Regions from separate parts of the Homo sapiens genome. Here region 1 is linked to region 2. Evidence: read pairs that join two places in POLR2A ChIA-PET (ENCODE). Cell type or tissue: MCF 10A. All regions are shown on one strand. Links, peaks and the distances in the headings refer to the core of each region. The heading gives the core; the rest is flanking DNA. Region 1 has its middle 20 kb from the start of BNIP2. Region 2 overlaps ANXA2 (annexin A2).

The links. ChIA-PET counts read pairs that join two places held together with the same protein. Peaks named below come from ENCODE experiments on the same cell type or tissue, not always from the same donor. Only the 100,000 strongest peaks of a DNase experiment are listed, where the experiment ranks them.
Region 1: POLR2A ChIA-PET joins it to region 2 with 5 read pairs; 2 of 35 experiments call an interaction of 5 or more read pairs at or near these places.

The regions. Positions count from the first base shown.
Region 1 is chr15:59,701,832-59,717,217 of GRCh38, reverse strand. No RefSeq gene overlaps it. Among named protein-coding and RNA genes, the nearest start is that of BNIP2, 20 kb to the right of the region's middle. In MCF 10A, for the core only: no CTCF peak of the experiment used is centred there; no DNase peak of the experiment used is centred there.
Region 2 is chr15:60,362,793-60,378,178 of GRCh38, reverse strand. It overlaps ANXA2 (annexin A2), which reads left to right. Exons shown (of 13, transcript NM_004039.3): 4 at 13,656-13,750. Among named protein-coding and RNA genes, the nearest start is that of ANXA2, 28 kb to the left of the region's middle. RefSeq lists enhancers at 5,908-7,107, 9,681-10,328, 10,329-10,977. In MCF 10A, for the core only: no CTCF peak of the experiment used is centred there; DNase peaks (open chromatin) are centred at 3,318, 4,239, 6,648 and 7,508.

The DNA of each region.
Region 1 (15,386 bases), core at 3,517-11,516, 660 kb after region 2:
TGAGGCAGGAGAATCGCTTGAACACAGAAGGTGGAGGTTGCAGTGAGCTGAGATCGCATCACTGCACTCCAGCCTGGGTGACAGAGTGAAACTCCATCTGAAAAAAAAAAAAAAAAGGTTTAGAGGTAGCAGCTACAGGGAGAGTACAGGGAAGGTTAATTCAGCAGCTCAACAATGACCTTAATTACCAAGACTCTTTCTGTCTTAGTGTTCAGTGATCTTCTGTGTGTCGCCTATCATCCTCAGACATGTCCCCTCATTGTAGCAAGGTGGCTGCCACAGCTCCAGACATCAAGTTATCACACAATCACGCCCAAAGGCAGAAAGGACAATGTTTCCTTATATGTTTCTCTTTTCACTAAGGAGGAAAGCTTTTCAGAGTACCTCAGCAGCAGACTTACCCCTAAGGTCCATTGGCAAAGACTTACTGGGTCACAGGCCAATGCCTTAGCTGCCAGGACAAGTGCTGGCAGGTGTCTTTCTGACATTTCAGCCTCTCACATGAAAATCAGCTCTTCCAGCAAGAAAGAAATAGGAGACAATAGATTGGCTGTGGGGTAGGCAGCCAACAGTGTCTACTCTAGTTTGTGCTTTCTAATCAGAGTCTTGCTTTTTCTTTGTCTTGTTTTTTTTTTTCTTTCTTTCTTTTTCTGAGAAAGAGTCTTGCTCTGTAGCCCAGGCTGGAGTGCAGTGGCACTATCTTGGTTCACTGCAGCGTCTGCCTCCTGGGTCCCGGTTCAAGCAATTCTCCTGCCTCAGCCTCCCGGGTAGCTGGTATTACAGGCATGGACCACCAAAAAAAAAAAATGCCCAGCTAATTTTTGTATTTTCAGTAGATACTGGGTTTCACCATGTTGGCCAGGATGGTCTTGAACTCCTGAACTCATGATCCGCCCACCTTGGCCTCCCAAAGTGCTGGCATTACAGGCATGAGCCACTGCGCCCAGCCTTAGTTTTCCTTTTATACAGAGAGTTAGAGAGAGAGAGAAATAGGCTTTTTGCATAGCTTTAAGTAAACATTAAGTAGGGCTGTTTGTTGCAATTCATGTGCTTCTGAATATGGTGCATTTATGAGGCCTTGTTTCCATTTAACTTTGAAACTATAAGGAGGATGTTAGTGGTCTCCTATGTTTTCAATGCGCTGAACACACAGCTGGATCCCAGCACCTCTGGGCTGATATCCCACATTTATGCCTAGGACCCTATCGTTTCATGATGGTAATTAGCATTTGTATAACCCTTTATAATTGGAAAAGCTACCTATTCATATATTTTATCTTTTGAACCTTACTAGCCATATAAAAGTTGTATCCATTTACTTAAAATGAGCCAGGACAGATGGGCAGGCATGAGACCTGGCATTCAGTGGGCCAGGTGAAAGCCAGAAGCCAGAGGGGTAAGCATTCAGCCTCTGGGAGCATCGTCCACAAACAGCTAGGCTGCAGAAGCTAGCCTAAAGCTCAGGAAAGAGCTCTGGTCTCTGCAGAGAGGAAAACCAAGAGTAAAATGAGACTTTACTCTAAAAGAAAACTTCCCTAATAAGAAGATTGGCAGATGAGGATTTGAGAATCAGGACCAAGGTCGAAATCTACAAATAAAACCCAGGACTCAAGGGTATACAAAAAAAAAAAAAATTCCAGCAAGTTCTCCATTAATTTTGATGAATGAATGAATGAATGATACCAGAATTATTGTGCCAGTGATTTGATACTAAGCCACTGCATGTTGGTCTAAAAGAACTCAGTATCATTTCTAGGAACTGGGAGCTGGCTGGGTCTATAGTTAGAGATCAAATATGCCATCTTGGAGTTGAAAGGAGGACTGCAGCTGACTGGGGCTTTATTTGTTTTTATACTTATTTTTATTTTTATTTTGAGATGGAGTCTTGCTCTCTTGCCCAGGCTGGAGTGCAGTGGTGCAGTTGCGGCTCACTGCAACCTCCACCTCCTGAGTTCAAACGATTCTCCTGCCTCAGCCTCCTGAGTAGCTGGAATTACAAGCGTGCACCACCACACCCGGTTAATTTTTGTATTTTTAGTAGAGACAGGGTTTCACCATGTTGGCCAGGCTGGTCTCAAACTCCTGACCTCAAGTGATCCACCCACCTCAGCCCCACCAAGTGCTGGGATTACAGGCATGAGCCACCACGCCCGGCCGGGGCTTTCTTTAATTGAAAGTTTACTGAGAATAAGTTATTTGGGGAGATTCCTAATTATGCAAATTCTCAGCAATCTTCCCTAGAAACTCTGATTCAGGAGGTCTTGGGTAGAGTACAGAAATTTTTGACAAGCACCCAGGTGGTCCTGATGCTGTGGTAACCAGAATCATCTTACATTCCTAATTAAACAGTAAGCCACTTAAGGACCAACAGCATACCCTATATGTGTCCCCCATAGATTCTAACTGTGACGTGAATGCTCAGTGTGCATGTTGATTGAAAAAGCCCCTATTTTAAATCAGTGAGGTTACTGGAATTGACCATTTAGGATAATCATAGTCACCTGCTGAAGAATGAAGACTATTCGCAACCTTGATGCTAATTGACTATTAAGGTGTTATACATTGTAGTGGAAACAGGTGGGCAGAATAGAGCCTGCATTGAGGTAATTACAATCTAGTGGGGTAATAAATTTGTAGGGAAATAATTTAATACAAAGCAGAATTTGATGAGTGCTATGAGATGAATAAAAATGCTCAGAGAGCCAGGCGTGGTGGCTTACGCCTGTAATCCTAACACTTTGGGAGGCCAAGGCAGGCAAATCACCTGAAGTCAGGAGTTCAAGACCAGCCTGACCAACATGGAGAAACCCCGTCTCTATTAAAAATACAAAATTAGCCGGGTGTGGTGGTGTGTGCCTGTATCCCAGCTACTTGGGAGGCTGAGGTGCAAGAATCGCTTGAACCCGAGAGGCGGGAGGTTGCGGTGAGCCGAGATCGCGCCATTGTACTCCAGCCTGGGCAACAGGAGCGAAACTCTGTCTCAAAAAAAAAACTCAGAGTGAAATGACTAAGGGAGGTTTAGCTGTGACTTGAAAAACAAGTAAGATTTCGATCAATGATGGAAAGGGAGCAGTCACTCCACACAAACGTATCCATTCATTACTGAGCACCTACTATGTGCCAAGCACTGTTCTAGGCATTAGGGATACAGCAGGGCACAAAACTAAGTCCCTTCTTGTATTCTAAGGCAAGGGGAGATCGTCAATAAACAAATACTTTGCTGTACTTTAAAAATACTGACATTCTATTCCTTATCTATGGCAGCCATGGAAGCTGAATTGGAAGGGAGAAGAGATGGAAGAGGAAAGGCAGTTAGGAGACTAGGCTTGGGACACAGGAAGACATGACAAGAATCCAACCTATGGCACAGACAGTAAGAATGGAAGGAAATCGATTCAAGAGCTATTTTACAGAGAAACTGTATGTTGAAGGGTTAACCCTTTAACAAAGCAAACACCCTATAGTTACAATATGAAAGATTTAGGTGAGCCAGGTGCGGTGACTCACGCCTGTAATCCCAACGCTTTGGGAGGCTGAGGCGGGCAGATCGCCTGAGGCTGGGAGTTCGAGACCAGCCTGACCAACATGGAGAAACCCCGTCTCTACTAAAAATACAAAAAATTAACTGGGCATAGTGACGTATGCCCGTAATCCCAGCTACTCAGGAGGCTGAGGCAGGAGAATCACTTGAACCCGGGAGGCAGAGGTTGTGGTAAGCCAAGACTGCGCCATTGCACTCCAGCCTGAACAACAAGAGCCAAACTCCATCAAAAAAAGAAAAAGAAAAAGGAAGGAGGGAAGGGAGGAAAGAAGGAAGGAAGAAAGGGGAAGGGAAGGGAGGAAGGAAGGAAGGAAGGGAAGGAAGGAAGGAAGGGAAGGAAGGAAAGAAAGAAGGAAGGAAGGAAAAGAAGGAAAGAAAGAAAAGAAGGAAAGAAAGGGAAAGGAAGGGGAAGAAAGAAAGATCTAGGTGAAATATAAAGGCAGATTTCCTGGCCCAGGCTGGAATTGTTTATGTGTTGTAATGTGTTTGCTTTAAGTAAAAACAAAAGCAAACACAAGGCAGGAGGATAGCTTGAGCTCAGGAGTTTGAGAACACCCTGGGCAACATAGCAAGACCCCATCTCTGAAAAAAAATAAAAAAATTATCCTGGTATGGCAGTGCCTATAGTCCCAGCTACTCAGGAGGCTGAGACAGGAGGATGGCTTAAGCCCAGGTGATCCAGGCTGCAGAGAGCCATGATCACACCACTGTCCAGCCTTGGCAACTCTGTCTCAAATATATGTGTGTGTGTGTATAGAAAGCAAGATTTAACTGATATTTTTATTTAAAAATCAATAAAGAACTGGCCAGGTTCAGTGGTTCACGCCTGTAATCCCAGCACTTTGGGAGGCCGAGGCAGGCGGATCATTTAAGGTCAGGCATTTGAGACCAGCCTGACCAACATGGTGAAACCCTGTCTGTACTGAAAATACAACAATCAGCCAGGCGTGGTGGTGTGTGCCGGTAGTCCCAGCTACTTGGGAGGCTGAGGCAGGAGAATCACTTGAACTCAGAAGGTGGAGGCTGCCGTAAGCTGAGATCACACGACTGCACTCCAGCCTGGGTGACAGAGGGAGATTCTGCCTCAAAAAAAAAAAGAAAAGAAAAGAAGTAATGTTGTAAAATACCTAGCATATGGATGGCACTATTTATCAGCCTCTGATAAATAGTCTGCCACTACTGTGAGTAGTGATATAAGTCTACTTGTTGCTTTTTCTCCAAACACTAGCATCTCTGTCTTTGGTAGAGATATTTAGGTGTTACACCAAGTGGAGAAATAAAAATTAAAACACTGAACTCGTGAGTAAATGAGAAGTGGATTCCACACCTATCTTTATCCTCTATAACCACTCCAGGCTGTGCCTTTTCAAGGTAACCCTCACCTTCAGGAGCCTGCACATGAGTGCCTTCCCCAAGGCACATAGAGTTAAGAATATATATCATCACAGTAGCCAGGGGATGTAACTCTGTTTAGAGAGACCTGTGAATGCATCTGATAAAACTTCAGAACAGTATGTTTTGAAATAGATAGTACAGACATAAATGCCCACGTATTGTCCAATGATCAGACAACTCAACAGCTGCTATTCACAGACAGCATGATTTTTTAATGAAGATGAATAATTCTAGTTGCTTCCACAGTTCAAGATGTCCAAGGCAGCTGAACTATTCAGTATTAGTTGATATTTGTATTGCTGAAGGAGTGACATTCCATCTACGTCAGAATTTTTTTCTACTGTGGGCTCCCATGAAACCTCACAAACACTTAAATCCCATTAGCACTACTCCCACTGGAGAGGGTACTGATTTAATTGGGAGTCAACACACATTTACACCTCTTTGGGAAAGAAAAAAATCTCAGGACCTGGGTATGATTAACAGAAAAGGCTCTGTCTGGCCTATGAGGAATAATTAAGCTATACATTTCGTCTTTGTTTGCCAAAAGAGAAATGCCTTTCTTAAAAAAGTACAATCCACTCTTTCCCCCCCAACTTTATCTGTCTAGATAAATATAATTAGGTAATAGATGATGATTTGTTAGCATTTTATTTCCTGTGTTTGCAAGGGCATTAAGAGTGATCAAACAGCTGACAACAAATATGGTCAGTTTCTGATTCTCAGAGGAAAGAACGTGACTTTTGAGAATCAGATGGGCTGGGAGCAGGCATTTTTGCAAATTAACTCTTCCTGTATTCTGAACAGGATCATAGAGGCTTTTGTCTTAGCTGATTTGCATGCACTAATTGCTAGTTCTGAGTAAATTTGGGTTGATCACCTACACAATTACATTCATAAATTAATATTTTTACTTCACAATTATTTACACACAGGAAGAAACAGTATAAATAATTTTAAAGCTGTGTCTACACTTTCATAATGAAGTGGTTAATTAAAGTAATGAGCTAGTTAATGACAGGCCCAAAAATTTGTCATGAAACATCCATATAAGGGAGAAAGAAATGTCTTTGCCTGAATAATTTTCATAATTGCCTCAACATTTGATTTCACTTTCTATGAAGAGAGATGTCCTAAATGACACTTTGGTTGTGAATCTGAATTATCCTTTGATTTCTCATAGACAGTATGGATGCCAAGGCTAACTGCCAAGGTAACAGAGGTATCACACACTAGGGAGATAGCCCCATCTCAGAAGGACTGGACACAGGCTGACTCAGGCAAGTAGATGACAATGAATATACAGAAACAGAGGCTTAAGCTGGGTCTAAGTAAGTCATGGACTGTCAATACCAAAGGGCTTCCTTATCACACCCCCAGCCCGGGAAGACCCATTCCAATTTTATTTATTTTTTTTTAATTTAGGATTTTATTCTTTTGTTTTTGTTTGTTCACTTGTTTTTTGGAGGAAAGGGTTGGGTGGTGTTGTTTGGTTGGTTGGTTTTAAGATAGGGGTGTCGCTATGTTGCCCAGGCTGGTCTTAGACTCCTGGGCTCAAACAATCCTCCTGCCTCAGCCTCCTGAGTAGCTAGAACTACAAGTGCCACCACTGCACTGGCCTCCATTCCAGTTTTAGAGGAACCTATCCTTTTAGGGAGCTCTGATCCTTTGGTCCAACTGACCTTTAACCTTAACATTAGAGACCAGATTCAGGGTGCCTGCAATAACCCATAATCACCTGGGTTTGGGCAACCACTTCACTCATTTGGGAAAATATTCAGCTTATTTTCCTATTTCAGTGAATGGCACTATCATCCACCCAGCTGCTCACAGTGGGACTCTAGAAAGCATCCTTAGTTCTTTGTTTTCCCTCGTGTTGATCTGGGCCACCATCGTCTCTGACTGGGATCATTACAACAGCCTCCTCACTAGTCTCTTCTTTGCCTCCACCCTTGCCTGTACCCCACCCAACTCCACTGCTGATCCCCCAAAGATTATTTCCAGTGCAGTAACCAGAATAATTATTTTTAAATGTGCATCATATCAAGCCAATCTGCTCAGAACCTTGCAATGGATGGGGCTGCAGCTGTGGAATACACCCTAGATCTGGAAGCATATAGAGAAGGTCAGGAGTTCAGCTTCTCTGAGATACCAGGGACTAAAGTGCCCAAGAAGAGGCAGGGGACTAGAGTCCTTCTAGCTGTTTGAAACCATGACTAGGGATGGAACTCCTCTGTTCAAGCTCAAGGATGCTTTGGTCCAGGGGTATGATTTACAAGTAAATGAATATCAAGGGAGATAAGAGGATGTGTATATCTCCTCTTGACCTGGACTTGATCCAATATCACCTTGAATATCATGAATATCCTCTAAGACTGGATCTAGGAACAACTGACACCAGACTGGGTTCTAGCCTGAGGCCTCTGGAGGAGATCATGTACAGGCAATTTTAAAATCACTAGACAGTAAGAGGAAAGTGCAAAGGAAAATAAAAACCTCCCACTCTAAATGAGTCTGAAAACCTAAATTCTAAACTACAAGAAGAAAATGAATTCTGGCGGGGCATAGTGGCCCATGCCTATAATCCCAGTACTTTGGGAGGCCAAGGCGGGAAGATCACTTGAGGTCAGAAGTTCGAGAGCAGCCTGGCCAACATAGTGAGACACTGTTGCTAAAAATACAAAAATTAGCTGGGCATGGTGGCATGTGCCTGTAGTCCCAGCTACTCGGGAGGCTGAGGCATAAGAATCGCTTGAATCTGAGAGATGGATAGGGTAGTGAGCTAAGATTGTGCCACTGCACTCCAGCCTGGGTAACAGAGTGAGACTCTGTCTCAAAAAAAAAAAAGAAAAAGAAAAAAGAAAACAAATTATAAGAAAGAGAGCCAAACAAAACTATGATGGAAAGAGAAATTTGGCTGGACACAGTGGCTCTTTCCTGTAATCCCAGCACTTTGGGAGGCTAAGGCAGGAGGATTACTGGAGGTCAGGAGTTCGAGATCAGCCTGACCAACATGGTGAAACCCCGTCTCTACTAAATACAAAAAATCAGCCAGGTGTGGTGGCACACACCTGTAATACCAGCTACTTGGGAGGCTGAGGCAGGAGAATCGCTTGAACCAGAGAGGCAGAGATTGCAGTGAGCAGAGATTGCACAATTGCACTCCAGCCTGGGCAACAAGAGCAAAACTCCATCTCAAAAAAAGAAAGAAAAAAAACTTATTTGGTTCAGGTGAGGGCAACTAAGAGGGGTGGGGCAGATAAGCAGGTGTTGGCTATCCAAGCAGGGGCCTAGAATATCCTTTTTCTTCTGTAGTTTGCTGACCTAAGCCAATCTAAGGCACTTTGTCTTGGAAATGGACTACTGTATACATTATTTCCTTCATCCTTGAGTGTGGATGAAATCTGTGAATATGATGGTATATCACAACCATGATTAGGTTATGGTTTATGGAATAGTTGACTCTAAGAAAGAGAGATTATCCTGGGTGGACATGACCTAGTCCAGTGAGCCCTTAAATGGGATTTGGCTCTCCTCAATAGATTAAGAGAGAGATTTGAAGCATTAGAAAAATTTTTTGTGAGAGATTTCCCATTGCTGCCTTTGAAGATGAAAGAGACCATGTGTCAAGGAATGAAGGTGACCTCAAGAAACTAAGAGCGTGTCTTTGTTGATGGCCAGTAAGAAACAGGAACCTTGGTCCTATAACCCCAATGAATTAAATTCTGCCACAACCACATAAACTTGGAAAAGAGTCCCAAGCCCCATATGGGACCCCAGCCCAGTGAACATCTTGATTTTAGCTTTGTGAGACCCTTAGCCGAGAATGCAGCCACACTATGCCCAGACTTCTGACCTATAGAACTGGGAACAAATAAATGAGTGTTGTTTTAGGCCACTAAGCTTGTGCTAATTTGTTATGTGGCAACAGAAAACTGTTTTAAGTAGATTTGTTTAACAGCTATAATTAGGACTACTTGCAGTAGAAAGAATTTAAAAGACACAAAATCAGTTAAAAATTGCTATAGTAATTTAAGATGAGAAGAAAAAGTCCTGAACTGAGGTACTGACAGCAGAATATAAGAAGAAAAAACTAGTAATAAATTATAAAGAAAGAGTCCATTAGACTTGATGTTCACAAGAAAAAATGCAGGGACAATGATTAACTATGACTAGTTTAATCATTGCCAGAACAATGATTAACATAATTCCATGAAAATCAGTGTACTTTCTTCTGCTATCTTTCTTGCTACCATCTTGGACTACTATCGAAATATTCCATTTGACTTTTGTGTGTATTTGTATTCGCTTCTCAACTAGAAAACAAGCTCCTAGTGGACAGAATTACTTACATTTCACTAAATTCCCCATGGAATCAAGTGTCATAGATGTGAAATAATTAAAATACAACCTACTTTATTGCATATCTGTTAGACTGCTTCAAGTAAAACAAGCTGACAATATTAAGTGCTGACAAGGAAACAGAGCAACTGGAAATGTCGCTCGTTCCAGAGGGAATAAAAAATGGGATAGCCACTTTGGAAAAGACTTTGACAGTCTCTTATGGAGTTAAATATACATCTACCATACAATCCAGAAATTTCACTCCTAGGTATTTACCCAAGAAAAACAAAGACATAGATACACACAAAACCTTGTACTTAAATGTTTATAGCAGCTTTATTCATAATCATCAAAAACTTAACCCAAATATACCTCAATTAATGGATAAATTATGATACATCCATACAATGGAATACTAGCAATAAAACAGAATCAACTACTGATACATGCAACAACATGGATAAATCTCAAAAAGCATTATGCTAAGTGAAAAAGGCCAAACTAAAAAGACTACATGCTGTGTGGTTCCATTTATATGATATTGTCAAAATGGCAAAACTGTAAGAACAAAGAGTAGATCAATGGTTGCCAGGGGCTGAGGGTAGGTGGCGGGTAAAAGGATTCTCAGGATAATGGAAATAGTCTCTATCTTCATTGTAATGGTGATTACAAGACTGTACACATTTGTCATTCATGGAACTGTATATCCAAACAGGGTGAATTTAATAGACAGAAATTATACCTGACTTAAGACAAAAAAAAAAAAAGAGAGAGAACTGGCTGGGCACGGTGGCTCACACCTGTAATCCCAGCACTTTGGGAGGCTGAGGCAGGTGGATCACCTGAGGTCAGGAGTTTAAGACTAGCCTGGCCAACAAGGTGAAACACCGTCTCTACTAAAAAAACAAATATTAGCCAGGTGTGGTGGCGGGTGCTGTAGTCCCAGCTACTCGGGAGGTTGAGGCAGGAGAGAATCCCTTGAACCCGGGAGGCGGAGGTTGCAGTGAGCCGAGGTCGTGCCATTGCACTCCAGCCTGGGCAACAAGAGCGAAACTCCGTCTCAAAAAAAAAAAAAAGATAAAAAAAATTAAGCACTGTATAGTAGTTTTAGTATCTGTCTAGTGAAACAGGCCTCTGTCTAGATCTTTAGGGCTTTTCAAGGCTGGAGTCACAACATACTATGTAATATCCTCCCTTCTTCTACCTCCCAAACACCAACCTCTGCAAGAAATATATATGTATTGAATTAAATAAAATAATTTATTTTTACACAGAGAAATCTAACAAAACAACAACAATTGTTGTTTTAAACAGGAAAAGAAGAGGAGGAAATATTTCTTTTTTTTTTTTTTTTTGCGCCACAGTCTCACTCTGTTACCCACGTTGGAGTGCAGTGGCATGATCTCGGCTCACTGCAACCTCCACCTCCCAGGTTCAAGTAATTCTCCTGCCTCAGCCTCCAGGGTTGCTGGGACTATAGGCGCCCACCACCATACCTGGCTAATTTTTGTATTTTTTGTAGAGACAGGGTTTCACCAGGTTGGCCAGGTTGGTCTCAAACTCCTGACCTCAGGTGATCCACCTGCCTCAGCCTCCCAAAGTGCTGGGATTACAGGTGTGAGCCACAGCACCTGGCCAGAAATATTTCAAAAGGCGATGTTCAGGGTGATGAAGAGGTCTGCGGTAAGAAGGGCTTCCAAGCCCAGACAGCATATTTATGCAAATATGCACCAGGATTTCCAGTTTGGTTTTGGCACCAACTGACAGCATCCTTTTCTCCTCCACTCTCTTTGATGCCATGTAGCAACCGCTGCTTAAATCCTGAAAAGTTTAGAACTCCAAGCACAGAACTCTGGGCAATTTTATCCCTATTTTTCACATCCTAGGGAGGTTCTTGCCTACAGGTTAACATGGGTATCTGTGACAGGTCAAGCCTTAAGAAGGTCTGTGGCAGCATTCCCACGGTCATCCTTCTTCTGATACAAAATGCAGATACAACTGGTGATTTCCTATTTATGTTTGACCTGACTTGAATGTTATCTCTGCATAAACAGAGGGAGTAAACTGTTGTAAGACCTATCACTCACCTTAAGGGAAACAGGAGGATTTACCCCCATTGTTTTCTTGCAATTTCATACAGAAGCACACAAACTTCCCCAGACACCCAAATGGCACAGTTTAGGAAAGAATGTCAAATGAGAAGTAGGTGACATGGGGGAACAGGAAGGAACAGTAAGAATAGTAGAAGTGTTTGTGAAAGCATTCATACTGAGAGCACATTAGAAATTAAAGGCAAAAGAGCTCTATTTTAGAATGATGGCAACTTGTACCCTCTGATTTACTATATTGCTTGCCTTTCTTGAGTTTTACTTTTAAATTCAAGGTAGGGGTACACATTTTTTTAATGGGTAAGCACTGCTCCTCTGAGAATAAAGAAATTTGAGTTTTAAATTAACAATATTTTCAATATGTTGAAAGTTAACTACCTCCCATATTCAATATTTTCTTTAAAAATGATTGTATATAACAGGCCATTCTGAAGTATAATAAATGATGTCTTCTAAATTCTAATAATGGTTGGAATTACTTATGACCCTTTCTGTAGCAATAGCCAATAAAAAGGATCATATTTTTAGTATATACATATCATTTTGAAGACCCTAACGTTCAGAAGTGAGTCAATTTATTTAATTTATAGGTATATGAAAACCATTCTAGGAATAATATTTTATGATTCTACTCTCATCAATATCTGATACTCTAAATTTTCTTTTTAAGCATCTCCATTTTCCATTGTCATGTCTGAATTACCTTCATTATTGTATTTTACCTATTTCAGTGTCTCCTTTTTTCTTCTATAAATGAATTCACTAGCTGAAGTCAAAATGAGCCAAAAAACCCTTAAGATTTAAGACACACTTTAGTTACCATATATCATGCTATTAAGAAAAATCAGATATAGCTCCCTCTCTGATACGAATTATGTTTACATTTATTTTATCATTAAATTGGACTTCTTAAAAATTATCTTTTAATAGCAATAAAATGGAAGTACATACTAAAATTGACTTTATTCTTATTATTTTTAAATTTTTAAACAATGTGAATGTTATTGTAACTGTATTTCCATCATTCTCACTGCTTGTTTTACTTAAGAAAAAGTTACCCACTGAAAGATATACAAGTAGCCAGGGGCAGTGGCTCATGCCTGTAAAAGAAAAAATTATCCATTGAAAGATATACAAGTAGCCAGGGGCAGTGGCTCATGCCTGTAATCCCAGCACTTTGGGAAGCCAAGGCGGGTGAGGTCAGGAGTTCAAGAACAGCCTGGCCAACATGGTGAAACCCCATCTCTACTAAAAATACAAATAAACTAGCCGGGCGTGGTGGCATGCACGTCTAATCCCAGCTACCCAGGAGGTTGAGGCAAGAGAATTGCTTGAACTTGGGAGGTGGAGATTGCAGTGAGCTGAGATCACACCACTGCACTCCAGCCTGGGCAACAGAATGAGACTCTGTCTCAAAAAAAAAAAAAGATGCAAGTAACAGAACCTATACATAAATAAACACATAAAATGAATACAGACTATACTATAAAATGACTCTGTAAAACCGATACTATAAAAGATGCTTCAAATACCAGAGGTAAGAAAATTATCAAAGTTTTTTTAGTTTAGAGAACAACATAATTAATTTCAGATGAGCCCTTGTCTGGTCAATTAAGTCCATGAAAACTTTCTTCTGGGTTTTCATTCATCATTTATGTTTCTCCACTGGGCATTCTATGACAAATCAGAAAAATAAACCCAATTTGTTATGTTCCAGGCATTGTGAGTGTTTACAACGTCTTATTTAACCTTCACACTGTGAAAGATCCAGACATTTGCCTTCACTTTGAATAGACATTGAGAAAAATGAGAAAGAAATATGGCTTTATTTCATAAAAACTAAAAATCATCTAAAAAGTTAGTTTATTGTCCATGGTTAAATATTTGACACATAAAGAAATTGCATATATTTTTAATCACTTCATATTACTAATTGTGTTAAACCTTTTTTCACTCCTATGATTATTTTCAATTCTCACACATCCCTTCAATTAATTTTTCCTTTGACTAGTTTATTTTCATTATCATGTTCATTTTTCTCAAACTAAATTTTATATTTTCCATTATAGAATGAATGAAATTATCCTTGCTCTAATAACCTAAATATGTTACTAGTATACATATTTTTCAGTGTGTTACAGCACTTTTAGGATAATTAAATAACAAAGGCAGAAACTGATTCCAGGTTTTAAACATTTTACTGGAAGGTTTGTGACACTGTGCTCTGGTCTCAACCTATAATTTTAAAACTTGGAGCAAAATAACCCAATATACATATCAACAAATAAACAGCTACACCTGATATAAATGCCTTATTTCTTACAAACATATCTCATCTCCTGTTAGATAATCAGCCTCTTCAGGACAGAGCCTGAGTAACAGCCACAGCACCTAGCATATGCCTCATAAATATTAGGAAATAAATGTTAGTTGGCTTTGTAAAACCATTGAATCTTTGCAGTATATATTTATTTATCCCAAAATGAAATGTTCTATCATTTCAGATGTACAGCTGTAAAGTTATTTGCACATGTTATGAGCTCTGCAGAAGTCTAACAAACCAATTAACTTCACTGTCTATTGTGAGTTCCTGAGTTTACATTTCTTCGATACACCCGTCATGGGGGACTGGGGGTTGCTGCTCTTTTCTTAGATTGCATGTCAGACTTCACAACATTGCACAAAGCAGAACATGTTTTCAGAAAGTAATTTTTGTTCCTGACTTACTCTTTTTGCTTTTGACATTGTTTAGACATTTCATGCTGGTAGAAAAAAAGAAAATTATCTTAAATGTGTAAATGAAATAAAGGCCAACAAAAAAAACTGTTCCCTACATTGGATAATAGGGTTTTAATGTATTTCTGCTGTCGGACTGGTGTATTTGTGTGATAATTTCATGTGACAGTATAATTAAATTGTAAAACAATTCCCATTTCCTATGTATTTTATCTATTTATCATCATTTATTTCTTTACCTTCTTTTTCTGCAATAAATATTATTGTAAGGAGAGTTAAATAAGTTAAACCAATGCAATTACTTTTACAGATTGAAATTAACTTCATATATCAATTTGTACACATTTATACAAAGTACCTACAACTTGCCTGGTATAAATAAATGTGTTTATTGCAGTATATTTATGATGTCACTGTGGTTTCCATGTTTGCCTTCCTTCTGAGTAATGATCTATATGTTTAAACTTGACATTTTAACAGTATTTTCAAACAATTTCATTCATTATCAAATAACCATTTACTACACTATGGCAATTTCATACCATTTACTGTACCCTTTAGACACTCCTAAACAATGATTTATCAACCAATATATAGATTTTAATGCTTATCACAGCAAATGTAGAAAGTAACATTAAATAGTGACTTGACAAGAGATAACTAAATTATCTTTTAAAAAAACTTGATGAGTCATGTTAGTAATAGCCAGTATGCCTTTATAGCTGCACTGAAATTAAAAGTATATTAGATTGTTATATTCCTTATGTATTAAGGTGGTTCATTTTAAAATCTATATGAACACCAGCTATATAACCTCAAGTGTTGATTTTAATGGAAAAAAAGCAGAAAGGTTATTTTAAGTGTTTTAGATGTTAACCTGCCTGATAGATTTTTGTATCTTGGCTTCTCCATAGGAGGGAAAATATTCTGGCTCAGAGAAGTCATCTCTGGGTTGATCAAATCTGGGATGATTCAGATGGATCGTGTTGGGCGAGACAAAAGGCTGCTTACAATAATCCTATCTGCTTGCTGCACACGAGACATACCCAGATCCTTTTAATCCTCATGAGGTCTGATCATATCCTTGCTGGAGCAACCCACAGAAGTTACATGGTTGTGAACTTTTATGAGAGGGGAAAAACTGAAGAATTTCTCTGTGCAAAGGAGTCAAATCAGCGGCAAAATGTGTTACCTTTGTAGGATCAACACAGTTGATCCAGTGAATGGTACTATAGTCCTGAGAAAATGCGGAGAGAAAGTTT
Region 2 (15,386 bases), core at 277-8,276:
GTCAGTTGCATCAAGAAATAGAAATGGGATGGTATATGCTATGTGATCACAACCACAACCATTTTTTTTTTCTTTTTGAGGCGGAGTCTCACTCTGTTGCCCAGGCTGGGGTGCAGTGGCATGATCTTGACTCACTGCAACCTCTGCCTCCTGGCAGAACCCTCCTGGGTTCAAGCAATTCTCCTGTTTCAGCCTCTTGAGTAGCTGGGACCACAGGCATGCACCACCACACCTGGCTAATTTTTGTATTTTTAGTAGAGACAGGGTTTAACCATGTTGGCCAGGCTCGTCTCGCACTCCTGACCTCATGTGATCCACCTGTCTTGGCCTCCGAAAGTGCTGGGATTACAGGTGTGAAATCATAGGCCTGGCCTATGATTTCTTTTAATCAAAAAAGAAAAAATAAAAGGCATTAGCAATGGAAACAGACGTACGTCACTTCATGGTCCTTCCTTTACTGCACTGTGTAGATATTATGGTTTTTACAAATTGAAGATTTGTGGCAATGCTATTCACTTTGTCTCTGTGCCAGCATTTTTTAGAAATAAAAGTATTTTTTAAATTTAGTTATGTGTTTTTTAGACATAATGCTATTACACACTTAATATAATATAATCACACTTTTATATGCATTGGGAAACCAAATTGTGTGACTTGCATTATTGCTATATTTGCTTTATTGTGATGGTCTGGAACCGAACCAGTAGTATCTCCGAGGTATGCCTGTATATGGAATTGTGGGCAATTGCTCCTTTTCCTTTCTTGGGCTTTCAGTATATTCTGTATTTCTGTATTTTGCAAATTTTCTATGATGACTTGTATTACTTTCATAGTGGAAGGCAGTAAACTTAATTAAAAACAAAAATGAAGTCATTAGTTGGAAAGGATAACAACCCTTTTGTTCCTTCCTCCTTCTCCTTGATATTATTAGATACTGGATAACTAAAACCACTTAAAAATGAGCTAATTAAGATCTTACCTTCTTTTTTTAGAATGCCTTTTGCCTTAAGTGTAATTAAGAAGCTTACACCACACCTTGGCCCCACTCCCACCTCTAACCCTTCATCGGGAAGAGACAATACTAAGTAGTTGGTGTTTCCTTGACATCAAAGGACACGGTATAAACCTCAAGTATTGATAGAAACAAAAGCCAGAGGACCATGTGACGATGACTGGCCCTCTTTCTCTCCTAGACGGGGGTAGCCGTGTGTACACACGTGTGTGTGAGTGTGCCGGGACGCTACCCACTCCATGTAATGTTCCATTGATTTCCCTGTGGTCTGTGTGCTCTCAGGAAGAAGAGCTGGGAGCAGGCCACCTTGGAGGAGGCTTAATCAGCTGCTGTCGAGTACACGGATGGTGCACAGGAGCAGGCCTGGAGTGGGATGATGGCGAGGAGGGTAGAGCTGGTCAGAGACCTGTTTGGGGGCACTGCTTGCCATGGCCAGGGCATGGCTGCAGGAGTCACGAAGGCTGTTCTCACAGACGAACTGTCAGTCACACCTGCTCTTCTTGGTGTGAGCTAAAGCTCCTCACTTGCAGCCCTCTGTTAGAGGAGAGAGGCTACTTTTCCCAGCCAGTCTGCCTCCTGGCACCCTCGAGAGAATATATTCCTAATTGCTGTGCTCAACTGAATGAATATACCTCCAGGTGTGCAGACAAAACCAAAAATACCTGTCCTGGCTCACTTTCCAGTGCTTGGGAGGCAGCTCTTATTCACCCCTTCCCCTAACTCTTGTCACCCCTCTCCTGTGAGCTGTTATGGCATCTGTCGTCGTCGTCTTCTTTTTTTTTTTTTGAGACAGAGTTTTGCTCTTGTTGCCCAGGCTGGAGTGCAATGCACAATGTCGGCTCACTGCAACCTCGCCTCCCGGGTTCAAGCGATTCTCCTACCTCAGCCTCCCGAGTAGCTGGGATTACAGGCATGTGCCACCATGCCCGGCTAATTTTTTTTTGCATTTTTAGTAGAGATGGTGTTTCTCCATGTTGGTCAGGCTGGTCTTGAGCTCCTGACCTCAGGTGATCCGCCTGCCTCAGCCTCCCAAAGTGCTGGGATTACGGGTGTGAGCCACTGCGCCTGGCCTATGGCATCTGTCTTCTAAGGGACCTCCCTGCTTCAGCCTTTACAGAGTATCTTTCTAGCCTCGTCTCTGGCTCTGTTCACGGCCCTCTACAGAGCATGCCTCTGCCTTTGTTCTTTGAGGAGCGTGTAGCCTCCTTCCTCCCCACCTCAAACATCTGCGCAGTTCCCATTTACCTCTCAGCCTGGGCCAGTGCACAGCATCAACAAGCTTTCTCTGAGAAGGCAGAACCAGCTATTTCTTGGTCTGTGTTCTCATCATACTCTACATACTCGTTTATTGTGCTTATGAGAAGGGGGGAGAAGCACAATACTGCTAAAATCAAAATAAGTCTGCTTTGTTTCTAGTTTGAAGGGATCTCAGTATTTTTTGCCTGTGCTGCCTAAACCAAATGCAGGATTGTTTTATGTATGCTCCGTCCTGAGGTAGACTATGCAACGACTTACCTTAATTTATGTCTGGTTAGAAACTGAGTACAGTCATGCAAAAGTAGTAATACTGCTTAATTAACAAGAGGTTGCTGAGACTTAATCTGTAGGAGTCTCTTGGTTTAGATTGGCCTTGGGTTAAATATATACGATGGCGTGTACAACACAGCTGTGAATGGTTTACCATATGGGTCCAAATAACTAGAAAGGAGAGTCAGCTAAATTAGAAAAGGATGAATCGAGACTCCAGAAAATAGACTGTAATTAGCAGCAGCACAACCCCAGAGTTAGTGTAAGTGCCAATAAACTGGTACAGCTTTGGTCTCTCTCTGGAAGGGGAGGGTAATGAATTACCCTATTATTATTGCCAGTTTTGATTTTAGCAGTATTTGTGTTCTCCGGAAGGGATGCAAAAGTGGGTGATTTTTCTCCCCCCTTTCTCAGAAGCGCAAGTATAGAAGCATAACTGCACGAAGTTTTGCACTTATTTTTTTCTTATACTTTTAAAATAGAACTGCTTAAGATTTCTGTGGCCAAAAGACTAACATCCCATGCCACTGCAGAACAAGCCAGGATGGATATTTTTGGTTTCACCTGCACGCCAGGTATATTCATTTGGCTGAGCAGAACAATTAGAAATATATTCTCTTGAGGGCGCCAAGAGGCAGACTGGCTGGGAAAAGTAGCCTCTCTCCTCTAACGGAGGGCTGCAAGTGAGGAGCTAAACCAACAAGAGCAGGTCTGAGTGTGAGCTCTTCTGTGACTCACGTAGCCCAGGGCCTTCTCACCCTCCTGGAAGGGAACGGGAGGGAACGGACCCTTCCCAGTTGCTGAGGCCTTTCTCTCTGTGTTCAAGTTTACTTTAGACTGACTTCTCATCTTACAGCAGTGCTGGGAACAAAGAGGCCAGTGCTGAGTCACAGCCACCCTGTGACTCTGCCAGCACAGATTTTCTTTGTAGTGATATTTGTCTATGTATCTATGTAGGTGCCAGACCTGAGCCACGTAGCTATCAAACACTGGAAAAGGAGTCCTTGGTGCCTTTCTAATTGTAAGCATCAGCTTTCATCACCTGCCTCTCTTCAGCTCTTTCTTTTTTTAAAAAACAGTTAGCTCTTTTCCCTGAGGAAATCCAAATACCAGTTTCACCCAGGGACAATGGCAGTAACCAGATTCTAATCTGGTGTCAGCAATGCCAAGAAAATTCTCCAATATCAAGTGAGTTAAGGGTGGCTGCGTTGGTTTCTCTCGCATCTGTTCACATTTTTTAATTTTCTGTCCCATGAGGCTGACGGAGTAGCAGAGCACAATACAGGGCTTGCATTTTATGCATGTTCCTTCACTGACGATTTGATTTGAATCTTGAGCAGTGGTGTACTTTGTGTTTTCCTGCTGGTCTTGTAGCTTGTTTCAGAAATATAATTCTGCATGGAAGGCAGACAAGGTTCTAGATTATTAAAGCAGCCGGTGAGATTACCAAGTCGATGATACCTTAAATCCTTTCTAAGGAACTCAGCTGAAGTGAGATCAAAGCAGAATGGAAATAGAAGAAATCTGATTTTTGGACCAAAACCACTTCTTAGGCACTTAGCTAAACTACACTTTCCCCGAGTTGAGACTGTGTGCCCCAGCTGTGCCAGGCTTGGGAGAGGCACCCAACTCCCCTGCCTCATTTCACCCTGTGCAATGCCTACTTTCTCTCCCATCTCTTGGCAGCTGCCAGAGTTTGTCATGTAACTGGACTACTCATCCATGTGTGCCAATGGCAAAAATGTTCTCTATCTTTCTTTGCCCCATATTTCACAGGCAGAAATTCAAATGCAGGCAGGGGCCAGGCTTGTGACAGAGAAGCTGAATGAAGGCAGTAGATGTGTTTCTAGTCGTTAACTCAGCCAGTCTTTTCTGCATCCTGGTAAAATAAGTATTATCATTATCTCTGTTCTATAGGGGTGAGATACCTAGGCCTAGGAAGAGAACTAATGTGCCCCAGGATCTCACAGGTCTGAGTCCCATGGAGTTTCCAAAGCACTATATTGTGGCTGCTACTTATCCAGAGGCCTCCCCTGGCATCTGTCAGCCTGCTGGGTGTCCTGTCTTGATGAGAGACGCTCTGGAGACACAGTGCTCGCTTGTGCTGGATGACCCAGAGGGGCAACTTTTACAGCAGGGGTTCCGGGCCAGCCAGCACCCTGGCTGAAGGTGCTTTTGGGTAGTCCTATGGCTAGAGGGGAGCTTTTCTCTCCCTAAAAATCTCTCTCACTAGATGGATGACTGGCTGGCCTAACAGGCTTGTTTGGAAGGACTTCCTCCCTTTGCTGAGTTATTCATGTCTCTCCTCAGAAGAGAGTCTTCTAGCTCTTTCTGCTGAAGAAAACCTCAACTGGGTTATCCCTTTAGTGGCCATGCATTATTACCAGGTGGCAAATCATTATCTACAGATTACCAAATGTAAGTGCATTTGTATGTAAAAATTTCAGCCCAGTTCTCTACACGTGTTGACACATTATTGTACCATATCCTTTGTAGGAGCTAGATGGTGGAGTGTGGTATGAAAAAGTATCAAAGTATAATTTTAAAAAGGTACAAACTTGACTCATAGGATAAACATATACTAAACTTTTAATGCACTGAGGTAAGGCTGGTTCAGAGGGAATTTGAGATACTGGATGTTGGTAAGTGTTGAGAAAAGAATGTTGGAATGAGATTGTTGGGCCAGGCTGGGTGTGGTGGCTCTTGTCTGTAATCCCAGCACTTTGGGAGGGCCTGGGCAACAAAGGGAGACCTCATCCCTAAAAATATTTTTAATAATTAGCTGGGTGTTGGTGGTGAGTGCCTGTGCTTCCAGCTACTCAGGAGGTTGAGGCAGGAGGATCATTTGGGCCCAGGAGGTCGAGGCTACAGTGAGCCATGGTTGTACCACTGTACTCCAGCCTGGTCAACAGAGTGAGACCCTGTTTAAAAAAAAAAAAAAAAAAAAGGAAAGATTGTTGAGCTGAATACAAGACCATTAATGTCCTATAGGGTAGTGAAGCCACAACCTTTGGGGTTATCTTTTCTACTGGACCAAAATCTACAAGTTAACATGTAACCCCACAGAGTGTATGCCCAAATCAGTAGTAAGTAGCACGTCAGGTAAGAGCAGGCCCCTTGAGCAGGAGTCTTTGGGCCTGTGAGATAGTGCTCCAGCACATACCTGGAGGATATGCTGTCTTCCTCTTGCTTTATTTTCAAGTTTTGCATAATTTTCTATCACAGGAGGCAGAGTTGCCTAGTGCAGTGAGCCAGGGTCTTTAGTCCCGGTTTGAATCTCAGCCCTGCAAGTGTCTTGCTTGTGTGACCTTGAGTGAGTCTCTGCCTTCTATGAGCATTGGTTTCCTCATTAGTACAACCGGGATGACAATGGCACCCACCTCAGATGGGTGTGGTGAGAAGTACGTGATAGAATATGGGCATCTGATAAAAATGCCTGTAACATAGTAGGTACTCAGTAAAAGGTTACTATTATTATTATTATTATTTTGAGATAGAGTTTCGCTCTTGTTGCCCAGGCTGGAGTGCAATGGCTCAATCTTGGCTCACCTCAACCTCTGTCTCCCAGGTTCAAGTGATTCTCCAGCCTCAGCCTCCCGAGTAGCTGGGATTACACGCATGTGCCACCAAGCCTGGCTAATTTTGTATTTTTAGTAGAGATGGGGTTTCTCCGTGTTAGTGAGGCTGATCTCAAACTCCTGACCTCGTGGTCCGCCCACCTTGGCCTCCCAAAGTGCTGGGATTATAGGCGTGAGCCACCGCGCCCGGCAAAAGGTTACTATTATTATAATAAATGAACTACGTCCACGTGTACACACCCATAACTCTGTGGCATTGTCCTCTCTTTGTGGCATGCCTCTGACCTTCTTTTAGTAAAGATGATTTCTTCTCAGCTTTGATACTGGTATGCTCAGTAATCTTAGTCAAGTCAAGTCGTGGTCTTCCCCATAATCTAGGTAAGGAGAGGATCTGGACAGTTTTCCTTTGTTTTCCAAGTCAACCCCCACTCTCCCGAGACCTTCATCAAACACAAATGAAATCCATTTTCTTTGTGCAGTCAGTGTGTCTCGGCAGATGTGAGTCAGCATCCTGTTCAGAACGGCTGTTGGTGCCTTGCCATGGACAATAAAGACACACATTTTCCATGGAATGCCAGGCGCTTGAGCTGACTTGGGGTTTCCACCCGCAGAGAGGAGGAGGAAACTCCAGGAGGCTGATTTTGTGGTTTTGGATCCAGCCATCATTTTAAACTGCAAATATTCTCTGTGCTTGAAAAATATGGTGAATGATTTATGGGACCCATGACCCCCAGGTTTCTACTGGCACCTTGCTGTCAGCAACACCTCCCCGTGGCATTCCCTTGGCAAAGCTATTGCTTCGGACTGACTGGCATTTGGAACAGTGACTGACCTCTGGGGGTGCCCACGATCCAGGTGTTGAAAATATTGTTGTAGTTAGCTAATTAGATTAGTTGGCTATTTTCGTTCAACGAGTAAATGCTTAAAGATTTCCTTGTGCTGTTTCTTATCAGGAGCCAAATACATTTGTGTCTTGGTTCCTCACCAATGTTGGAAAACTGTAACTTCTGTTAGTTTTGAAAAAAAATTGTAAAAAATCTGCCTGGATCACAGAATTCATGTTCTCACCCATATTCTGTGGGGTCACCCTATCCACATCACTCTTCTTTGGGGAGAGCCTTTGCTTAGATGACTTTGTGATCACTCATATCAGACACACGAGGAAGAGGATGGAAAAGAAAGTGATATTCAGGTTTTCTGTTTCTTCTTTATGCCCTCGCCCCACCCACACAGTTTCTTTAGACCCTGTGCCCTTCCGCCCAGCAAACACTTCCTTAAGCACTGGAACACGAGAGGTCAGAGAGTATAAATCAAGGGAGGCAGAGCCCCATCTCCTGGGCCTCTGGCACTATATTCAATTTAGAGCTTTTCTGGTGTCCTGGCACTGGTTGTGCATTGTTGATGATGATTGTGCTGACATAGGTATTCGAGGTTCCGTCCGAGTCCTTCAGTTGCATCCTGGGTAGAAATGGTGAGTAACCGGATGACCCTTGCAACCTCAACCTGTACTGAACAATTTTTCACAGGAATAAATGGCCTCACCAATTACAATAGCAGGGCAAGAGGAAGCAGCAGTGTTCTAAAGATAAGATGGTTCAATCCCATTTGCAGATGCATGTATTTGGTATTACAATATAGGACATGACTTAAGTGGCTTTGACTAGGCAGTTGATCCTGGCTCCATGATTTTTTCCTCTTTCCAGTTCAATTTGAAACATGCAGACAGTGGTATGGGAGAAATAGCTGATGCAGGTGAGGTTCTTGGGCAGGGCGGTAGGAGGGGAATCTTCTGCTGGCAGAAACAGCCTCCATTTCATTTCTTTGTAGTTAGTGGCATTAGCACTTGTGCAATGCATTACGGCTGTTCACTTGTAAAGTCCCAGCATGTTAGATACTGCATCTCAGCTGGCTGTTTGCTTGGTAAATAATTTAGGTAAAATACATTTTGATTCCTTTAGACTATGGTTGTTGCTGCCTCCTAGGTAAGATTCACGTTAACCACCCAGGCTCTTTATGGGGATCTCCGATAATTGGATTAAATTCTATCAGTGCTGGCTGGACACTTAGCTGCTATGGAAAGAAGGGCAAAAAGCTGTGTCGTTGGCTAAGAGTGTGGGACTGCATTGCGGCTTGTGGAGTGAACTCTTTAGATGTTACTTCTTACCTGGGTTGTTTGGACAAAAGTAAGCACTTCTTTTCCTAAAATTGTAGTCGATCCTGTACCTCACAAAAGCAGTTGGTAGAAGTGACATAGAAGTCTTTTAGATAGGTAGATTTCTAGAGACATTTCCATTTCCCACCATGGTTATCCATTTCTGTTGGTGATTCTCAAATAAGGAATTACTAGGGAGTTTGTTGAAGTGCTGCTTCCTCGGTCCCAAGTTCTACAGAGCCTTCCTTAGTAGTTCTCAGGTGCAGCCTAAGGGACTGTGTTTTTAATAAGTGCTTCACGTGATTTTAATGCAGGTGGGGCCAAGAACCACATTCTGACCCAAACACAGACTTTGCATTTGTTTTTAAGAGAGAATACTTTTTTATGGGTCACTGTTCTTGGTATGCCTTCAGGCCAGCGGCCCCTAGGTTGACTTCTGGAAGTATTAGAATTGAGGTTAGAGGATAGAATTGTATTTTGTGATGGTTCTTCAGTATTTTCAGTTGTGGGTAATAAAATTAAGTACAAGGCAAAACACGTTAATAAACAAGTGGTTTTCCTAATAGAAACCTAGAGCCATAGAATTTTGAGAGACAGAGCAAGGGAGCAAACGAGCAAGCGAACACGCATGTGTGGGTAGGCATGAATGCACAGCAGCCCAGGCACACGTCCACTTTGTGGGTATTTTAGAGTCTTTGAATCAATCTCTTCTGCCCGTTCCTAAATGAAACAAAATATAAGTTAAAGCTTAATTATATCCATTAGTGTTTTGTGGAAGCAGAAGTGGGGGGTCATTGTTCAAGCCCCCTTCTTGTGCAGATATAGAAGCTGAGACCCCAGTAGGACAAATGTTTACACACATAACACATACAGGGATGGGCTGCAGTCCCTCTGAGCTTTAGAGCCTCCACTTATGAAATAGAAAGAGAAATAGCTATCCCCTCTTGGTTGTTATGAGGATTAAATAACATAGCTTGTCTTACGATGTTTGGAAACTGAAGAGAATTATATAGATGTAATTCCTAATTACCATGCATACTGTGTTTTCTAACTGAAGTATTTAGAGTTATACAGGGACTCTCTTGAAGTGAAGTCACTAGTCGATTCTGGAGCAATGACTGCCTGCCACTCACCGGGTATTAAAAAAAACCCATTTATGGTCATTATGGTGAACTTTGAAAGTACAGATAATCAAAAGAAAGATTATACATAATCCCATCACTCACATGATCACTATTAAAATTTTGATATAGAGACTTCTAGGTATTTTCTTATACGTGCATACACATTTTACAAAAATGAGAGTATACAGAGCATACTGCTTTGCAACCTTTTTTTTTTTTTACTTAACAGTACCTTTATTGTGGATATTTTCCAACATTAATTAATACTTCCATGCCATCATTTTAAATGACTGCATAGTATCCCATTACATGGAAAAAAGAACATTTAATCAGCCTCTTATTGGACACAGGTGTTTTTTCTACTTTACTTTTCAATATTGTATACAATGCTGAAATAAGCATCTTTGAAGCTGAATCTCATATCCAGCAATTGGATTTATTTTTATTTTATTTTATTTTATTTTATTTTTTTTTTTTATTGATCATTCTTGGGTGTTTCTCGCAGAGGGGGATTTGGCAGGGTCATAGGACAATAGTGGAGGGAAGGTCAGCAGATAAACAAGTGAACAAAGGTCTCTGGTTTTCCTAGGCAGAGGACCCTGCGGCCTCCCGCAGTGTTTGTGTCCCTGGGTACTTAAGATTAGGGAGTGGTGATGACTCTTAACGAGCATGCTGCCTTCAAGCATCTGTTTAACAAAGCACATCTTGCACCGCCCTTAATCCATTTAACCCTGAGTGGACGCAGCACATGTTTCAGAGAGCACAGGGTTGGGGATAAGGTCACAGATCAACAGGATCCCAAGGCAGAAGAATTTTTCTTAGTACAGAACAAAATGAAAAGTCTCCCATGTCTACTTCTATCCACACAGACCCGGCAACCATCCGATTTCTCAATTTTTTCCCCACCCTTCCCGCCTTTCTATTCCACAAAACTGCCATTGTCATCATGGCCCATCCCCAATGAGCCGCTGGGCACACCTCCCAGACGGGGTCGTGGCCAGGCAGAGGGGCTCCTCACTTCCCAGTAGGGGCGGCCGGGCAGAAGCGCCCCTCACCTCCCGGATGGGGCGGCTGGCCGGGCGGGGGCTGACCCCCCACCACCCTCCCGGACGGGGCGGCTGGCCAGGCAGAGCGGCTCCTCACTTCCCAGTAGGGGCGGCCGGGCAGAGGCGCCCCTCACCTCCTGGATAGGGCGGCTGGCCGGGCGGGGGGCTGTCCCCCCCACCTCCCTCCCGGACGGGGCGGCTGGCCGGGCAGAGGGGTCCTCACTTCCTAGTAGGGGCGGCCGGGCAGAGGCGCCCCTCACCTCCCGGACGGGGCGGCCGGCCGGAAGGGGGGCTGACCCCCCCCCCCACCTCCCTCCCGGACGGGGCGGCTGGCCGACCCCCCCCCGCCTCCCTCCCGGACCGGGCGGCTGGCCGGGCAGAGGGGCTCCTCACTTTCCAGTAGGGGCGGCCGGGCAGAGGCGCCCCTCACCTCCCGGACGGGGCGGCTGGCCGGGCGGGGGGCTGATCCCCCCACCTCCCTCCCGGACGGGGCGGCTGGCCGGGCGGGGGGCTGACCCCCCCCACCTCCCTCCCGGACGGGGCGGCTGGCCGGACGGGGGGCTGACCCCCCCTCCCCCCTCCCGGACGGGGCGGCTGGCCGGGCGGGGGGCTGACCCCCCCACCTCCCTCCCGGATGGGGCGGCTGGCCAGGCGGGGGGCTGATCCCCCCTCCCCCCTCCCGGACGGGGCGGCTGGCCGGGCGGGGGGCTGACCCCCCACCTCCCTCCCGGACTGGGCGGCTGGCCGGGCGGGGGGCTGACCCCCCCACCTCCCTCCCGGACGGGGCGGCTGGCCGGGCAGAGGGGTCCTCACTTCCCAGTAGGGGCGGCCGGGCAGAGGCGCCCCTCACCTCCCGGACGGGGCGGCCGGCCGGGCGGGGGGCTGACCCCCCCACCTCCCTCCCGGACGGGGCGGCTGGCCGACCCCCCCCCCCCCCGCCTCCCTCCCGGACGGGGCGGCTGGCCGGGCAGAGGGGCTCCTCACTTCCCAGTAGGGGCGGCCGGGCAGAGGAGCCCCTCACCTCCCGGACGGGGCGGCTGGCCGGGCGGGGGGCTGACCCCCCCCACCTCCCTCCCGGACGGGGTGGCTGCCGGGCGGAGACGCTCCTCACTTCCCAGACGGGGTGGTTGCCGGACGGAGGGGCTCCTCACTTCTCAGACGGGGCGGTTGCCAGGCAGAGGGTTTCCTCACTTCTCAGACGGAGCGGCCGGGCAGAGACGCTCCTCATCTCCCAGACAGGGTCGCGGCCGGGCAGAGGCGCTCCTCACATCCCAGACAGGGCGGTGGGGCAGAGGTGCTCCCCACATCTCAGACGATGGGCGGCCGCGCAGAGATGCTCCTCACTTCCTAGATGGGATGGCGGCGGGGAAGAGGCGCTCCTCACTTTCCAGACTGGGCAGCCAGGCAGAGGGGCTCCTCATATCCCAGACGATGGGCGGCCAGGCAGAGACGCTCCTCACTTCCCAGACGGGGTGGCGGCCGGGCAGAGGCTGCAATCTGGGCTCTTTGGGAGGCCAAGGCAGGCGGCTGGGAGGTGGTTGTAGCGAGCCGAGATCACGCCACTGCACTCCAGCCTGGGCACCATTGAGCACTGAGTGAACGAGACTCCATCTGCAATCCCAGCACCTCGGGAGGCCGAGGCTGGCGGATCACTCGCGGTTAGGAGCTGGAGACCAGCCCGGCCAACACAGCGAAACCCCGTCTCCACCAAAAAAAAACGAAAACCAGTCAGGCGTGGCGGCGCGCGCCTGCAATCGCAGGCACTCGGCAGGCTGAGGCAGGAGAATCAGGCAGGGAGGTTGCAGTGAGCCGAGATGGCAGCAGTACCGTCCAGCTTTGGCTCGGCATCAGAGGGAGACCGTGGAGGGAGAGGGAGGGGGAGGGGGAGGGGGAGAGGGAGAGGGAGAGGGAGACTCAGCAGCAATTGGATTTCTATGTTTACCTTGGCTACTCTAAAAATGAGAGCTAAAGTTATAGATGCTACAGTTAAGATAGCAAGCATATTGGTATGGACTTGCTTTGAAATGAGCATATACATTTTAAAAAGTTATTTATTTTTATACCCAGAAATTCTAACTTTATACTTTTTGATCTAACACACTTGAGAATTCAAAATACTTCCTCTGTCAATCTGCTGTTTGTCTTTGTCTCAAGCGTTACAGTTTTGACCTTTCTGTTTCTTCAGGACTCCTCTGATTTTCTTCAGGCCAAGCCATTTGTAGTTTGCAAGTGACTTTGTAGGTTTAGCAACTCTACTCTCTCACCCAAGAGTTACCTATCCAGTTATGGCAAAGACTGTTTCTTTCATTAAACAAAGTTATTAATCAGTCAGGAGAGAGACTTTTCACATTCTGAATTTACAAACTGTGCTTTCTTAAGTTAAATGGCATGTTAGGAGTATTTCTGATATGAAATTGGAAACTTGCAGACACCAGAAGGCATTGCTTATCTTTGTAAATACACATGTTCCAATTAAAATAGGTACTAAAATATTTTGGTGGCACCTCAAAACTCCCAATTTAGATTTAATTTAGATTAAAACACTTACTCTTTTTAATAAAGTTATAAAATTAATTATTAAAATTGCCTATTGAAGATTAAAGGCAGTGGAACGTTTATTTTCCTTACAAAACAATTTTGTCTTCAATAAGTGTGATTGTGTTAATCAATTATGCTATTAAAAATACAACTGCCGTGTTAAATCTGACTCATTTGTCATGACAGTTTTTATAATTATAGAAATTATACCTAGCTGCTTATATAGCCATAATCCTGCAATAAGTATAAATAATTATCTCTATTAATTCAGTTTGCAGTTACTCTCTATTAAATCCCGAGTTAAATGGCAATTTGGGGACCTTCATTTAAAATCCTACTAAATCTCTGTTGTTCCATCTGACTGCCAAAGCCCCACATATGCACCTCCTACTGTTGATTCCAGAAACCAATTTATGAATAAAATAGTTTTTAAACCACAAGTATTTAAAAGGTCCATTTAAGCTTGAGGTTTGAGGCTCTCAAGAAAAAAGGAAAGAGAGTGTACACATTGGGTAGAGGATGCTGACGAAAGAGATAGAACAAATCTTGGTGTCTGGGTATTTCAGTTTGGAAAACAGTATATAAATTTCAGTTTGAAAAAGTCTGCTTGACACCTTCTATGTAAGCCCAAAATACTAGAGTATACTGAGTAACGATTAACAACTTGTATTTCCATAGGTGTGGATGAGGTCACCATTGTCAACATTTTGACCAACCGCAGCAATGCACAGAGACAGGATATTGCCTTCGCCTACCAGAGAAGGACCAAAAAGGTACAGGCAATTCCAGGGATGGAGGGCATTTCTTGTTGAATTTTTGTTTCCTCAGACATTGCTTTTTCTTTTCATGAATTGTGGCTCTCATGCGCAAAAGACTTGTGGGACCCTTGGATATCTAAGATTTTCTTCTTAAATCCTTGTAAGAGTCACTGCACATGTGTGTGTGCGTGTGTGCACGCGCGCGTGCACCTCAGGTCATCAGGCATTAGGTTCTCATAAGGAGTGTACAACATAGATCCCTCGCGTGTGCAGTTCACAGTAGGGTTCGCGCTTCTGTGAGAATCTCATGCCACCGTTGATCTGAGAGGAGGCAGAGCGCAGATGGTCACGCTCGCTTTAGAGTGCTTGGGAGCTCCTGTGTAAGGACAGTACCCTCCCCCAACCCAGGCTACCTGGAGGGAGAGCTTCTGGGAATAGAAAGTTAGGAATAGGGAACAACAACAATAACAACAACAGGCACCATTTATTGAGTGCTTACTTTGGGCCAGGCACTGTGCTCAGTTTTGTACATGTAGCAACTCATTTCATCTTTATGACTTCTGCTGGTTCTTGATAAGATGTTTCTAATTTAATTTTAGGATACTAGCCTCCACTGAGTGTTGATCCTAACAAGCTCCTCTCATTTTAAAAATATACACTTGAATTCTTAAGCTTTTTGCAACGAGTGGGCTTAGTTGTTAGTTCATTTGGTCTGCAAAGCTATCTTCAACATGCCATGCTCCTACTATTTAAAGGGTCTTTGTGTGCTTTTTCCCTTTGCTTGTCCACTAGTGGTTAAGAAACAACCAGTGCGTGTTCGTCCTTTATTTTGTCAGTTGTAGGAAATTTTATTTTTAAGGACGTGCTGCTTTATTTTTAACTTCTTGCTATTAAAAGCTTTTGATTTATTCTTGGACAGTGCAGTAAGTGTGGCTTCCTGCAGCTCCCGTTTGACTTATGGCTTTCACTTGTAGCCACAGTGGAGGTGAGCTGGAAGGATTCTAGAAGAGATATTTCTGCCCTTGGGATTGACATGACCAGCAGGGTCCTGGGAGTTGCAGGTCAAGCCTTGCTACACTTCCATCCCCCGCACTCTAAATGGTTGGAAAGGACATAAATAGGAAAGCATCTGGCTTCTTTCATCTCAAGTGCATTAAAATTCTTCTTTCACTAGAAGTGTATTAATCTTGTGTAGTGAGGCATAGAGGGGAGTGTTTTATTTCTGCAGCTTCCCAAAGGGGTCTGTGAGCTGGTAGAGCCAAGTTCCCAGTGGAGCAGAAGGCTCATCTCTGGATAGCAAGCAAAAAATTTGATCTTTCAGCTGTCACAGAGTATGGTCTTGGAATACATTTGGGTGTGTACACACACACATAGAAGCCTGAAACTTTTTTTTTTTTTTTTTTTTTTTTTTTTTGTGACAGGGTCTTGCTCTGTCACCCAGGCTTGATTGCAGTGGTGTGATTCGGCTTACTGCAACTTCTGCCATGTGGACTCAAATGATTCATCTCAGCCTCCCAAACTGCTGGGATTACAGTCATAAGCCACCACACCCAAAACCTAGATCTTGGTTTTAGATTAGATATATGTAGAACAAAGCTCCCACATACCCTCTAGGAGGGAAGATATTACCAGAATTATGATGAGGTCCCAA